Regions from separate parts of the Homo sapiens genome. Here region 2 is linked to region 1. A link is a loop called in an ENCODE intact Hi-C map of the cell type or tissue named here. Cell type or tissue: K562. All regions are shown on one strand.

The links. Hi-C counts contacts between places; a loop is a spot of excess contacts. Peaks named below come from ENCODE experiments on the same cell type or tissue, not always from the same donor. Only the 100,000 strongest peaks of a DNase experiment are listed, where the experiment ranks them.
Region 2: a loop joins it to region 1, with 3 times the contacts of the local background. A loop is called at or near these places in 3 of 110 quality-filtered maps.

Annotation. Positions count from the first base shown.
Region 1 is chr11:4,635,707-4,638,206 of GRCh38, forward strand. It overlaps OR51D1 (olfactory receptor family 51 subfamily D member 1), which reads left to right and starts at 1,771. Exons shown (of 2, transcript NM_001004751.3): 1 at 1,771-2,047. In K562, a CTCF peak has its summit at 1,368 (motif pointing right); a DNase peak (open chromatin) is centred at 1,395; H3K27me3 peaks cover 642 bases.
Region 2 is chr11:5,101,313-5,103,812 of GRCh38, forward strand. No RefSeq gene overlaps it. Among named protein-coding and RNA genes, the nearest start is that of OR52A5, 36 kb to the right of the region's middle. In K562, no CTCF peak of the experiment used is centred here; no DNase peak of the experiment used is centred here.

The sequences.
Region 1 (2,500 bases):
AAGATCACACTGGCCACAGCATAGACAACAGATTGGTAGGGAAGTTCTTCTGTGAGTCTGACCAGTGAACAAGTTATTCTGATGATCTAGGCAAAAGACTGTCTTGGCTTGGAATGAAGAAAAGGCAAAAAAGATGGAGAAAGATAATCAGACTCACAAAATAGATATCTAGTAGATAAAATGAACAGAACTTGGTGACTGATTGGATGTGGTTGGAGAGGAAGGTGAGAGAGAGATGGGGAGAAGGCAGGGATGATGATTTCTAAATTTTTGACATGGCCAACAGAGTGATTTATATGACAGGGAACATAAAACAGACAGGGAGCGGGGTCCGGATTGAAGAGCAGAGATGATGAGCTTAGTTGATAATGAAATCAATGAGCTTAGAAATGATGAGTTAGGTGTTGAGTTTGAGGTGCCTGAAGGACACCTATGTCCAATAGACTTTACCATATTTGGAGTTTAGGAGATTGGTCTGGCCTGCTTGGGTGATGAAAGCTACTGGACAAAGTAAGATTACTCATAGTTACTATATAGAGGGGGAAGACAGATTATCTTCCTGGGCCATAGCTACCAGTAATGTGAGGAGTAAAGGACAAGGAGTCTCTCTGCCAACTCCATCCTGTTGACATTTAGTCTCTTCTAGTTCCAAAATACACATTTTAAAATCTCTGTGGAGCTATAAATCCTCCCAATATTGTCCATTTCACTCCTCTGTTCACGTACAAATATCTTAAAAGGGTTGTCTACATCGACTCTCTTCATCTCTTCCTAACACACTCCTCACACTGCTTCACTCAAGATTCCATCCCCCACCCTGTTATCCAGGTAGCCAGTGACCTTTGATTTCAGTCTTTTCACTGCTTGATCTCTCGGCAGCTTTCTGAACTGCTGACCAATCTTCCTTGTCAATATATTTTTTCCTGTCTCTTTTGTGGCACTGTCTACTGGATTTCCTACGTCCTTGGCTCTTCCATTTGTTTTGACTAGTAATAATGAACACAAACATTCACTGGAGACTTGCTAGTATCTCATTTCGTTTTTCACATTAAATGCTTTCACACTAAATGCTTATAGTAGTCATACTATTAATAAATGGGCGGACCCAAGTCTGTTTCCTTCTAGAGCCCCATGTTCAAACAAACATGCCACACGGTCTCATTTCTGGAGGGACAGGACATCTATGATTAGCGACCCAAGGAAGAAAGGGTGGGCTTGAGAGGGTGAGAGGGAGAGCTAAGGGGCAGCGCAGAGTAGTGGAAAGAGCTCAGATGCTAGAGTCAGTTGGGTCCTTGGTTCTTAAAGGCATCATCCTCAGAGCCATTGCTCAGGGACGGCCACGAGGCTGAAGATCCCCTGTGCGACCACAAGGTGGCAGCATGAAGAAGCGAGAGTCCCTGACACAGCTTCGATCCCCTTGGGTAGTTAGTGTGTTCGGAGCGCTGGTATCCCTGCGTGCTTTCTGCTGAGTGCCCACCCCTCCATTCCAGCAGGTCCTCTCTTCCAGCCCCGTTATTCCTCTTCTCCTTTCCACCCCGCGACACAGCCTCCCTCTAGTCTCTTGAGCTGGGCTCAGAGGGATAGTGATAGAGCTCAGTCCCTTTGGGTAGGAGTCAGGGCTCAGCTTTCCTTGGGCGTCTGAGCAGAGCGTCAGTGCCAGGGAGACCCGACTCGTTCACTCTCCATCACTCTACACACTCCTGAGGGGCCCCAGAGAAGCTATAATTGGGCGGCCTCCATGCGCTGGGGAAGCACTGGTGGTGAGTGTAGCAGGCTCAGCCCAGGGAGGTTAGGCAACGGGAGGGTCCGCAGAGACAGGCACAGAAGGCTCATTGCATAAGGAAGCCGGGACTTGATCAGTCAGCTTGGCTGCTTGGAGAGGTCTTCTAGTGTACACCTTTTCCAGATCACAGTAGCCCGGTTCCTGGACCTTGTTCCTACACAGAGGAATTTCTTCAAGCCTGTGAGACCCGTTCCAAGCTTTGCCTATCCTTTGTCCCAGGACAGGACTCCTCAGTTCCTGCCTCCTACTCTTCACTTAAGCAAGGCAAGGGGAATTACTTTACCAGGAAAAAAATGTGTGTGAGTGTGTACGTGTGTGTGTATGTGCACGTGTGTGTTGTGGTGGTGCTGGTGGTGATTGGTGATGAAGAAGGAAACTGAAGCTGGGCTGGAAAGTTGAGTTAGAGGAACACTGTGAAGGGCCTTGTCTGCATACTGTGGAGTTACTAGTTCTCACTTTATCTGGAAAGCTATGGGAATCACTCCTAACTTGCTCAGCAGGAGCCCCAGGTGTCCAGTTTTGCTGTTTAGATGGCAGTGGTGTGGAAGGTGGTTTGGAATAGACTAGGTTTGGAGGCAGGGAGGTAAGTTGGAAGGCTCTTTTTATAATCAGGGCAGAGTGGATAATATAATTAAGTTGGGAGGAGGTGTATTAAGAGGAACGGCCCCAATAATTAATTGGAAAAGTTGAATTGCATGTGGGGGTGAAAGAGGAGAC
Region 2 (2,500 bases), 470 kb after region 1:
CTGAAAGGGTACAGTTAATATCAACCATCCTTAATCCCAGCCAACCTAATCTCCAGTTCTATTCCCTGAATACATTCACTATGAAATCTTCTAGATGTATATTCTGGCACTTAATTATACATTACCTTATGATGGGTTTATTTAAAAATGTGGTGATTCATTCTGTTCAAACTGGATTTATTAATTACCTGCTATATACATGAGAATTTAGATTAATTATATTAATATTCACTCAGACTACCCAACTTCTTGTCTTACTTTCTGTCTCACTGTGTGTGTATATATATATATACACACACACACACATATGTATATATATATGTATATGTGTGTGTGTCTGTGTGGTTGTATATAGGTATGTGTGTATGTATGTGTTTGTATATATATTTATATATACAATACACATTTCATATGATTTTTTCTACAATTAAGTAATATAGTGTTATTTTTATTACTTTACTACTTTTATTATTTTATTAATATAGTGTTACTTTCTACAATTAAGTAATGTAGTATTACTTTATTTTTACTCATTATATTAAAGAGATATTTTGATTTACACTGTAAATTAAGCATACTATCGATACATTTTTTTCCTTTGGCTTTTGTATATTTCACAACTCTAAATATAGTACTTCCTATTATTTTATTTTTATGTATTTTAAAATTCATTTTTCTTAACTCAAAGCCAGTAAGATGAGCCTGCATGGAAAAGAGATAAGAGGCTTTATCTTATCTGATAACCATGATATCTTAATAAATTATTGGTGAGTGCTAAAGCATTGATGTGGGAAAGGGGATACATCCATTGGTAATTGATGACCTAAATCTGCACTATTGCAACATCTCATAAATTCAGATGTAAAATTTACCCAAGAGATTCAGTTTGCCTTGTGTGAATGTTTTGGGAACATTATCCTTATGTATCTGACTTCCTATTGACAATGTATGTGTCAGAAAAGAGGATGGGAAGGGGTGTCTACTTCTGCTCTAGTCCCTCCATCCCCAGTGTAGAAAATGGGATCTTTCCCAGGAGACTCTGAGCAAAGTAATTACTGGTTGATAGAAGAAATTTGAGTTGGCTGTAATTCTAGACATGCCCCACAGGGCCCTAAATACTTGCAGATTAAAACTCTCTTCCCTTTAGTTGATATGATAGAGCTCTCTGTTGGAGGCGAGTTTCTCATTAAATGTGTCATAGATACGGAGAGTGATCAGAGGCTCTTGTCTAACAGCTAAGCAACAGGCTACAGCTGAACATATTAAGCTGATATTTGATACCTCACTATTGCAGAAATATTTCCTGACAGAAAGAGGTCTTAATGGATCAGGCTGGAACACTTAAATTTTTAAAGTAACTATCTGCAAAGGGAACTTTAAGTTGTGGTATAAATGAAAATTTCCACTTCCAGGGATAATCATGTATCAAGGCATAATTGTTAATAACAGCAACCACAATGATAATAGTAAACAATGTTATCAGAGGACCAGAGATACGTGCAGATTTATACATTTGATTGCAAAGAAGGTGGCAGAAAAATAAGAATACTAGATATAAAATTAATATAATCTTGCACAATTTACTGGCTGGGAAAACTATATTTTTAATGTCATTTATAAAATACTTTTCAAAATTTGGACTTTCTCCTCTTATTTTCTCTGGACTCAATTAGATTTAAGACCAACCTTCCTCCCTTCCTTTCTTCTCTTTTTTTCTTTCTTTCTCCTACTTTTCTTTTAAAAATATTTTCCGACTTTCCTGCCATTTCTATCTCTACTCCTCCATTTTTTCCTTCTTTTTGTAATAGTCCTATTTATCTTTTCTTTCTGGAAGGAAGGAAGAAGGAAGGTAAGAAGGAAGGAAGGGAGGAAGGAAGGAAGGGAAGGAGGGAGAGAGGGAGGGAGGGAGGGAGGGAAAGGGAATATCAGAACTGCAGTGTGGGAAATCAGTAACATAGATCTTTTTAGCCTGGTGTCAACCACTATCATTGTCTTTTTAAAATTTCTCTCAAGTTTCCTTATTTCAACAAATCTCCTTATTTCCCCACTCTCAACAAGATTAGATACAATTAATATTCCTGGGAATTTATCAACCAGTAGAAAATTTGGTCTTATTTATAAATTATATTCTCACCAGAAGACTACTGGCAAAAACACGCATTTCTCTTTTAGGGGTGATTTCCAGCTGCAGTGTTTTTCATCTTTCTGCAACTATTTTCATATCTGAAGTATTATATAATACAGTGTGTCCGTGGGGTATAGGAATAAACATATAAAGAATAAATTAATAAAGCATAAGTTTTTATTTTGGGTCTGACTTTCCAAATATGCTCCATGGAAATTACTGATACCAAATAAACCGGTTTAAGGATTCTGCTAGATTTTCTGTCATTCTTCACGGCTAGTTACACTCAGGTTTTTGTATATATTGTCATGTTTTGTGGGCAGATAGCAGTGTCTTTCTGTGATTTTGTACGTTGATCTGTATAATTAAGGTCTG